2 separate regions of the Homo sapiens genome follow, and region 1 is linked to region 2. Evidence: chromatin loops called from intact Hi-C (ENCODE). Cell type or tissue: PC-3. All regions are shown on one strand. Each heading gives the region's core, and the rest is flanking DNA. Links, peaks and the distances in the headings are about the cores only. Region 1 has its middle 110 kb from the start of CPNE8-AS1. Region 2 has its middle 25 kb from the start of CPNE8-AS1.

Region 1 (5,389 bases), core at 130-5,129, 82 kb after region 2:
TTATTTGAGCCCAGGAGATCGAGGCTGCAGTGAGCTATGATTATGCTATTGCACTCTAGCCTGTGTGACAGAGTGAAACCCTGCCTCAAAAATAGAAAAAAAAAAAGATATGTTCTGTGCTAAAATCTATAAAACATGCAGCACTGAAGCAGAACTTGCAACCTCTGGTCAAACACTTGTCTTTCAATAGACCCACTCTTACCTTGCAGTGGAAGAGGTCAAGTACTGTATGTGGCTAGAGATGATATGCCTCCAGCAGCTGTGCTGCTAGGAAAGCATGAGCCTTGGACATGTGCCTAATATTCAAACAAGAGTGGCAGAATTCCAAAAGCCTCTCATCCATGTATCTCCTTTGTACCTAGATCCAAAGATTCCCAGTGTTAAATCATATCTCTCAAAACATAACCAGTACATATCACAAAAGCTTGACCTAAACAAGTCTACTCAAAGACATCTCTTCATATACCACTTTTAACGTGTTCCATTGTAGGGATTCACACTGGAAGCTGTCCTCCCCTTATTTTTCTATTTCTTGGCTTTTTCCTTTGGAATCATGAATTTCAGCTTTTATGACTTTTTAAACTGCATTTTGTTCAACACGGTAGCAAGGATTAGAGTCTAATAGACAAGAAAATCTAATTCTAGTACTGGTTTTGCTGCCTTGAAATGTTTGCCTCTCTTTTGGATATGTATCAATAAAATTGAGACATTAGTATCACTTTAAGCTGAATTTATGATACATTTTGAAGACACATAAGATGCCAAAGGGCTGGTCTCCTTGGAAAGAGGAGAAGGGAGAATTTCGTCCATTTCAAGCATTACTGTTTCTACCATAAACTTTTCCCCCAACCTGTTATAATTTAGAAGAGAACATGTTTCTAAAGAGCTGTAGGGCCTCTTGACATTTGACCTCAAAATCTACATATTTGGGAATAAGTCTAATGAAACGCTTCATGATTTTTTGGTATGTAAAGAACACCTGAGTCACCTTACCTTGGGTATCAGTTATGGTTTAAATTTAACTACATACTTAGCTCAGTTCATGTTAAAGCCATTTGTAGTACATGTAAAACCATGACACAGGAATCTAGACACTGTGTAATAATTTTCTTACCCCCTGTAGATGAAGGCAGCTACCTCATCATATTCTTTCACTTCTGAGAAAACGTTTTAAGCATTAACTATGTCATAATAGAGCCAGCCTGCTCAGCCAGGAAGAAAAAATTTACAAATCTAGATAATTACCCACTGAAATCCAGCAGTTAATTATAGAACTCCTGTACTTTAACCAGAATATAACTCCTAATTATCTCAAATGCCTAACTTTATACAATCAGAAACAGTTACCAGTCAAAGAGATTACACAAAACAGTAAAAATCTTAGATGGTTGTATTGTAAAAGAGAGAAAAAAATTTTAATATTGTTTAAAAATAGCATGGGGAATAGGAATATTCATGGGAGGCTGCATCAGGTCTTTATAGTCTTTAGGCTCAGTATCTTGGTGACACTCACCCTGACTGCAAACAGATTTCTTCAGAACCTTTTACAAAAATCTGTTTTAGAAATAATGCATCTGGGAGCTTAACTGGCCTTGTTTCTTTCTTTCATGTTCCAAATTGGCATTAACATTCTCTTTCTTCTTTGATTCATCCTCTTTCCTTTTTTTTTCTAAGTTTCACATAGTGATAGATTTGTTCCTTAAAAGAATATGAACCAGAAATAAGGTAGCTAAGCACTAGACTATCACTTGTGAAATAATTATTCCAATCAAGGCAAAAATGAGGATTCGCTTTGATAGACAATTGTCTTCATACTCTCAAGACTGAAGATGATGGAAAATTGTTATAATAATCATTGGCTATATTAGTTGCTTATTTGCAGTGTTTTTCCAAGTATTTGGAGTTACATGTAAGTCCTCCCAAATTGTTTGTAATAGATACAGTAGTAGCTATCTTATGTACACTTACTGTATGTCAGTCACTCTGACATATAATATTTTAAATCCTTAACTTGTAAATAGTATTCATATTCCCTGTTCTACAGTCAAAAGAAGTGAAAGACCTTTTCTGAATTCATAAGAAAAGGAAGTGCTTGAGCCAGGACTGGGAGCCATTGTGACACTAATGCCCATGCTTATTCTCTGTATCATGTTGTCATGTTCCTGTGTAATGTGAGCTGACTTTCTGGGCAAATGTTTCTATACTACTGTGTACTATAGGACACGGGTGTCTTATTGCTGAAGTTATTGCGTGTGACTTCATGGACTCCCTGACATTTTGATCAAATACAGTTCAGAGAGCAACACTGACATTTTCAAATCCAAAAACCTAAATTTCCTTCTCTCTATTCTTCTTCATCCTTTGCTTCAAGAATGCAAACCTCAAATGAATTCTCAATACCACCGGAGAATCCCGCTATGCTTCTTACAAAAATTCACTTTTTGAAAGTGAATTCTCTCTTCAAACTTCTTACTCCCCAAATTCAATCGCATTCCCCATATCACTCCCACTGATGAAAAATTGTAAAAACTGAATCCTTCCATCTATATGCATCTGTACACATTTTCTTCTTCCAGCAACAATAAGAACCTCTGTCTCTACTTTCTCACCTTCCTTTCACTTTTGAACTGACTTCAGTTTGATATCCATTCCCACTACTCCATTGAAACGAATATTGTCAATCTTTATATTGCTGAACTCTACACACAGTCTCCACTCATTGTATTTGCTATTTGGCAGCATCTGATAGAAATGACTATGCAGTCTTCTCAGCTGAGTCATGTATTCCTGCCATTCTTCCTCCCTATCCAATTGCATCAGTTTGGTTTTCCTAGCTGTATATTTTATTCTATACAAAGTCTTAATGTTGGGGTGCAGGTTCACTTAGAACTCAGAATTGGGAGGCCCACTTGTTGATTTTACTTTTTAATACTCTGTCATTCTTAGTACATTGAATCATCCATCCCTTTGGGTTTAGATGCCATTTTTATGCATCTAATTCCCAGTGGGTTTTTTTTTTTAATCTCAAGCCCATATGACTTCTCTCTAGACCTACATATCTTGCTGCCTACTTGATATTTTCATTTAGATATTTCAGACAATGATAAAAGAGGAAATAATAATTTCACACCATTTCTTTTGCCTAACAAGTAAAATGTGGAGGAGGGGTCCTTGTCTCCAGGATTCAAGGAAGGTAAGCAGGACTTTATGGAACACCAGTTCTCTGAACTGAATTTTATCGTATTTTGCTTTTCTCTTTTTTTTAAGGTTTCACTGGGAACTGAATCACTGCAGATGAAAATGGCTGTAATTGCAAAGGAAATGTAAATGAAGGACTATAATCACTCAAAGTTGAAATCTTCAGCCAAGGGTAAGCCTCTTTTACTCTGACTGCAAAACTCTACTTCTCAATTAAATTTTCATGACTTTTCCATCTTGTAGCATTTTTTATTGTAGACTAGTTACAGAAATAGCAAAAATTATGGAAACTAAAGTGAACACACCTTGTAGCCAAAGGGAAGAATTCAGTCATCTAAGAGTCAGCTGCAACACCATAACCTGCCTCCTTGGAAGGACAGTCTATGAAGAGAATCTCTGGTTCCTCCCTAGACAAGTAAGGACACAATTCTCAGACATTCCAAGGCCTTCCCACTGAAGGAGTACAGTAGGCACACATAGGTATTCTGAGTTTTCTGGATTATTTTTAGATTGGTGAGCTATGAACTACTTATTGCTGAGTTTATATTTTCCTAAGACAAACTGACAGCAGTAAGGAGACTTTTCCTTACAGGATGTGAAAATGCTTCAAAACCATTTGGCATTTTCAGTGTATTTACCAGGTACATAGGGTGGGTAGTTTAGAGTATTCTCTTCACATCTTGGGTATTGGCCTGTCCCAAAATTGGCTGGTTCATTCATATCCTTACATAAAAATAGAAACTCAATGAGTAATAATGGGCATAGTTTTCTTACTTCCCATTGAGGTAACAGAACAGATAAAGATCACTCATTCAACAGATATATTTTGATTATCTAAATGTGTGAGATGGTAAGTTAGAAGCTCTATGAGGCATGGCAATAAACAACATTGTGTCCCTGGTCTTGAGTAGCATACACTGGCAAATTAGCAACAGTTTCACAAAGCTATAAATGTCATTGCACAAGAATAGATACCACCCATTTCTGTTCTGTGAATGGCAATTCAAATTTTCCAGTGGCTATGGACATACATCATTTTTAATTTCTTTTTCTTGAAGCTCACCATCTAATCTGTCAACCAATCCTGTTAATTCTATATTTAAAATACATGCAGAATCTGACCACATGTCATTCACTCTGTTGCCACTATCTCAGGCCACCACCATTTTCTTTTGCCTGGACTGTTGTAATAGCATCTACTTAATTTGCCTCTCTTTTCAATAGGGACCTGAAATGGATTTATCTGGAAGCTAATAAAGTTGAAGTTTCATGACTGCTTTTTGCGTGACCTCCTCCATAATTGTATGCCTAATTTTCCATTTGTAATTTTTAAATATTTTTTCTTAAACAGAGTTGTTCAAATTGTAGAAAGCTTTAACAAAACCTGGATTCACCTCTGTCTTCACACTGTTTTTGCTCCCTATAGTCTATTCTCAATATAGCAACCAGAGCGATCCTTTTAAAACTTTTGCTTAAAACCCACCAGTGGTTTTCTATTTCACTCAGAGCAAAAGCCAAAGATCTTGCAATGGTCTGCAATGCTGCCTCTATATCTCTGTGACCTTTTCCTCTACGGTTGTCACCCCTGAGTACTCTGCTGTAGCTCTACTGGCTTTCTTGCCATTCCTAGAAAATGCCAGGCATGTTCTGCTTTGAATTTTTGTATTTGCTCTTTCCTTTCGTGAATACTCTTCCCTCAAATATATCCATGGTCCAGCCTCTGGCCTTTGTTACCAATTATCACCTTCTCTGACCACCCTATTTAAATTTCAATCTTGTTTAAGTTTTCAAACTTCCTACTCCACCTCCTAGATAATTTTTCTTTTTGGCAGTTACAATCATCCAACGTACTCTATGTTTTACTTACTTATTTTGTTTATTTTCTATATCTCCAACTAAAATGTCAGCTCCATGAAGGTAAGAGTTTTTCTAAGTGTATCCCTAATGCCTCCTGGCACAGAGTAGGTGCTCAATAAATACTTATTTGTTGTACTAAAAGAAAAGAGGAGTTACTTCTAGTAAGAGTGCCAGTGAAGGCTCCGTGGCGAAGTTGGTATGGAGGCTGCATGTTGACGGGCTCATAGAAGTTGAAGTGTTAGGAGGGAAAAAAAGCTGAAAAAAGACAAGTGGATGAACACTCCACTTTTTCACCAAGGACAAATATTTTTAAATAATAAGGTTAGACTTACAA
Region 2 (5,389 bases), core at 181-5,180:
CAAATGTCCAAAAGAAGTTTTACCCACATGATAATCATCATAATAGCTATCATTCCATGAGCATTTACTACATTATCATGGTAAGTGCAATGAAAGATTATCTAATTTAATTCTTTCAACAACACTGTGAGGTAGGTATTATTAGTTACAATTTTTGAAAGGCACTGAAATTTAGAAAGGTATGGTAACATAACTTGCCCTAATATACAAAGCTTATAAGTTGTGAAGCCAGCTATTAAACAAAGCCTCTATCTCAAAAGCTAATTTTCTTAAGGAACTGCTTTCTATTTCCTTGGAAACCACTCTCCCATACTGGTCTTTATAAGCCACAAATTTGATATTGCTATCCATTGATTTTAGAACCCAGTCTAAAATGTCCTATGTGGCACAAAAAGCCTTGCCCAACATGTTTTTGTTTTTGTTTTCTATTTTAACTCTCTGGCCTATTGTATTATAATCACATCTCTTTAGCAATTTTATTTTAGCCATGCTAAGCAATGTGCACTTCCATTCTAGCTCTGAGTTTTTTCTCACTTTAATCACTCTTCCTGCCATACTCGTTATCCAGGTAATTCCTATATATATATGTGTGTGTGTGTGTGTGTGTGTGTGTGTGTGTGTGTGTGTATATATGTCAGTCATACTTTAGATATTACATTTATTGAAAAATATGAAAATGTAAAGAAGAGTTGTAAAAATTGAGGGAAAGTCAACATGATGAATCACTACATTCAGTCAGCAAAACATCCAGCATTCAACAACGTTCATGGGAAAAAAATGAATGAGCAGAAGAATATATTTAAATACGTTAAAACATAATGTCTGAAAAGAAATCTTTAAAAGCTATGACAGTCATAAAACGTTAACGAATTTTTAGGAAAGGGAGTTTAGGAAACTATAAAAAGTGATTGTTAAAATAGAAAAAATACAACAAATTGAGTTAATAGCAATATAAGTATCAGTAAAGATTACATTCTTAAGATGCAAGACGAAGTAAAGGAATCCCCCCAGAATGCAGTTTAAAAAAATAACTTCAATTTCATTATATCATTTAAAAAATAACATCGGCTGGGCGCTGTGGCTCATGTCTGTAATCCCAGCACTTTGGGAGGCAAAAGTGGGTGGATCACTTGAGGTCAGGAATTCCAGACCAGTCTGGGTAACATGGTGAAATCCCATCTCTTCTGAAAATACAAAAGTAGCCAAGCATAATGCTACACTCCTGCTACTCAGGAGACTGAGGCAGGAGAATCACCTGAACCCCAGAGGCAGAGGCTGCAGTGTGCCAAGATCGTGCCACTGCACTCCAGTCTGGGTGACAGAGTGAGACCCTGTCTCAAAAAAAAAAAAAAAGTAACAATAATTTTAATATATCGTCTTATTTACAGTTAGGTCACATATAACCATTGTCTTGTTTTTTCTTTAGTTTGTTGGAATCAGTGAACAAAACAGGTGTTCTAGTTGTTTGATAAGCCTCTTAAGTCTCTTGTATTCTATAGTTTTCCCTTTGTATTTTTTCTTGTGATTTTTTTTCAGGAGGAGGGGAGTTGTTGCTATTGAAAGAATTGGGTTTTTTGTCTTATAGAGTTTTTCACAGTGTTCGTTTCATTAAATGCATCTCTGCTTTATCTGTTAAAGTATTCATAGTTGGATCTAATGGCTTGATCAGATTCATTTTCATTTTTCATTTTTATGGTAAGAGTCCTGATAAGTGATATTGTAGATTTTCATTAGGGTGTACATAATGCCTGTTACGTTATGTTAGCAACCATTGATTACAACTACTCCAACTCCAAACATCCAAAAGATTTACCTGCATGGTAATCATCGTAATAGTTATCATTCCTTGAGCATTTACTACATTACCCAATGCATTTAATTAACAAAATTTTTCAAAATGGCAATAATTTTTTGTTATCAGAAGCATATAAATAAATAAATAGATTGAAACATTCCTATTTCAAATATTTGGTCACCTGTTGTACAGTTTAGATACGAAAGGTATGATAAATGCTTGATTTTTACTCTTTATTTGCCTGTTTTTTCAAATAATGAGTTCCTTAGCAATCTCCAAAGTTAACAAGTAATTTTGTGCATGTCACTGCATACATAGGGATTGAAACAGTCTCAGTTCAATCTGCTGAAGATACTGGATTTATTGTAACCACTTTTTCTCATCTTTTGACTAGATGTTTATTCGACTTGTCTACTGAGTTCTTTTTGACGTAACTCCAGTAGTCTTTGACAGCTTCTTTGCTTTCTGGTCTGAAAACATGTTTTAGGCTCATCTTATACATTTTCTTTTCCCAGAAGTAGAAGGAACATGGTGAGAACCATCTAATAGCTATGGGAATAAAACTATCAAATTTGGCTGAAAGGTGTAAAAGAAGCCCCAACTAAATAGATACATTTTACTTTTGCCAATAAATTAAAATGCAATTTTTGAAATTACGAATCCATTGAAATTTTAGTAAAATACCAGCAGGGATTTGGGATTCTAAATTTCACAAAGAAGAGGAAACATGCATGAATACCTAAGCCTTATGAAAATTATTCATAAAAAGTCTATTATTTATATTATTATCTTATGTTTATGATACGTACCAATAATAAATGTTAATGTTTATGAAGGCTCTGCTAATTAAAGCCAACAAAAAATACTGTGTTGGCAAAATAATTCATTTGAAAAAATCTGTCTTAATGAAAATAGTTTATGTTAAAATTGACAATTCAAATCAATATGGAAAAGATCATTTATTTAATAAATGCTATTAAGAGAATTAGCAATCAAGTTGGAAAAAAATAATCCCTGTGTTGGAAGTAAATGTTCAGTGCCACCAAGTGAAAATAGCACTCAGGCAAAAGTTTTCTCAGCAAAGCAATTTCCTTCTATAGAAGAGTGTGTCTCACAGATGGAGTAATGGCAAGAGCACACCAGACAAGGCAGGGAAAGGGGTTCTTGTCCTAATGCAGCTAGTCGCTACTGCTGTGTCTTTCCCCTATTGTCTAGGGTTAGACTGCACAGTCTAAGCTAATTCTGGTTGGCTATTTTAAATAGAGCAGGGATATGAGCCGGAGTGGCAGGGTGAATAGTTTCGAATGGTTACAGAGGAGGTGACTAAGGATGACTAAGGACAGAGCAGGTGATAGAGGCTAGGAGGGGGTTGTTTACTGAAACTAGGGGCAAATGTAAAGAATGAGAAAGTTAAACTTTAAAATGGAGAACAAAGAACAGGGAAGCCGAACATACTGACATATTGGCTGTTTGAAGAGGAACTCAGAACTCATTGTACTTAACGATTTTCCTCTCTTGGATTTTAAAGTAAGTTAACAGGCTAAAACCTTTGAAGAGGAATTTTACTGTATCCTACAATCTTCCCCCTTTCAATTTTCATAGTCTTTCCTCTTCAAACCTTTTTAACATATCTTGGTTTTGCTGCTTGACTTGATCCATAAAAGAAAAGCTTATCTGAATAAGGTGGAGGAGAGTTAAGGGAGGTTTTAGTAAGTGCTGTTTCTGTAAGTCTTTGCACCAGCCCACGGATGCACGGTATGACACAACACCCAACAAGAACGAGTACACCTGTTACGGCTGCAAGAGAAGTAAGAATTGAGGCTATGATTCTTTTCCGTTTACCAAGCCACCTTTCTAGCCATCCTGAGAAAGTGTTGTCGACTCCAGAATTTTTAGCTAATTCATTGGATTAAAGCGGTAAGTCCTTGTAAGGCCCTTGTTACTGCGGAGGCAGTGTTGTTTGGGATAAAGGTACAATGCTGAGTTTAATCATAACACAAACACCACCTTTTTCAGCTAGTATCATATCTAGAGCCATTCTGCTTTCCCAGACCATCTGGCTAGTCAACCCCAATTGTTGGGCTATCCCTTTAACAGCATCCCTGGTGTATTTAATAAACCTCTGCTGATTATAATAGATATAATTTATCCAATCTATGTTTTTATTGTCACCCACGAAAATATTGACTCAGATTCTGTAGCTATTTGATCTCGAGCTTTAAATTTATCTAGTACTCCTCGTGGGACTCCAGTTGCATCTAAATAAACGTGGGAGTCAAAAGACTCATAAGAAGCTTCCTTTGCTTTACAATGTTGTTTTTCCTTTTCCTGGTTGATGAAATGCCAGGGTGAAAGGGATAGCCAATTGGACTAGAGCACAAGTGCCACTGCAGTTACTTGGTAGAGTGTCCAGTAGAGGTCTGCCACGATACCACCATACATCTGCTCAGGGGTGAATAAGGGCTGACTGATTGGTAAGCTCTTGGAAAGTCTTAAGCGCACTGCATCCTTTTAGGTCTCCAAGGAACACAAAGTTTCCTCCTTGTCATGAGAGACCCGAAGTGAACTTAGTTTCTGGAGATGGAAGTTCAATGGCCCTCAGGGGCTGACCCGCAGGGTGTTGAACTTCGGGATATAGCAGAGAGACAGTTTGACATGACTTGTTATCCCAAGCTGTGGAACCATGGAAAAGAGCTACTATACAGCCCATGCCTGATTGACTGAAGGAACATCCTAGTGGAAAGGGGAATCTGGGCCTCTGGCCTGCCGTGCACACAAGCATAACAACTGCTTTTGTTTAAAGTGCGGATGGAATCTTTGATCCATTCCAACCAGGCATTAGCATCTTGATGTCCTGTCTCAATTGCCAAAGATTGTTTTAGGTCTTTAACTTCTACAATAGCTACCTTGGTCTTGTCATTACATGGAGGAGGAAAAACAGTTTCATTGTGAGAGGTTTTGGAAGAAGGCGTAGGGGAAAGTGTAGGCGGTGGGGGATCAATGAAGCGTATTTATTTCAAAGGATCAGATAGTCTGTTCCTGAAGCCTCAGCCCCCATACCATAAAACCGGCTTAAAGAAGGGAGCCAGCTTAGAGAAGGGGAAGAACTTTGAGGGTTTGAGATAATAACCTGTATTGGATAGTACTGGTTTAGCTGACAGCTAGGGGAAGCTGTTCTTTTAGTAGTAAATGTATAGCTTTAGGAAATTACAACTACTGGTTGGGGCAGTCCATCCTTGCTCTTTAGTGGTCCACAGAACATTGGACCAGTTGCAGCATAAAGGCTCTGTCTCGGGGGGGCAAGACTTCCAGTTGACACTGGGGTCTTCATCGAAACCTCTCCAGGCTAAATGATCCCGATTTACTAATGCCCAGTCTGAGTAGAGCCAGGAAGGACAGAGGTACTTTTTTGAGTGGAGAGCTGTCTTTGACTTGAGAAGTCTCCACAGGGTATAACAAGGCAAGCATTAAATGTAATAGTTTGAGGCAAAATTTACTTGGTTGCATTAATAACGAGGTGGTCAGCAATAGAGTGAGGAAAGAAGAAGGAGTAATAGAATAGATGAAAGAGAGTTAACTTTTTCTTAGCTTTAG

What was found. Hi-C counts contacts between places; a loop is a spot of excess contacts. Peaks named below come from ENCODE experiments on the same cell type or tissue, not always from the same donor. Only the 100,000 strongest peaks of a DNase experiment are listed, where the experiment ranks them.
Region 1: it touches region 2 in a loop (3-fold over the local background); 3 of 110 quality-filtered maps call a loop at or near these places.

Annotation. Positions count from the first base shown.
Region 1 is chr12:39,010,311-39,015,699 of GRCh38, forward strand. No RefSeq gene overlaps it. Among named protein-coding and RNA genes, the nearest start is that of CPNE8-AS1, 110 kb to the left of the region's middle. In PC-3, for the core only: no CTCF peak of the experiment used is centred there; a DNase peak (open chromatin) is centred at 2,751.
Region 2 is chr12:38,928,112-38,933,500 of GRCh38, forward strand. No RefSeq gene overlaps it. Among named protein-coding and RNA genes, the nearest start is that of CPNE8-AS1, 25 kb to the left of the region's middle. In PC-3, for the core only: no CTCF peak of the experiment used is centred there; a DNase peak (open chromatin) is centred at 3,080; H3K4me3 peaks cover 745 bases; H3K27ac peaks cover 1,784 bases.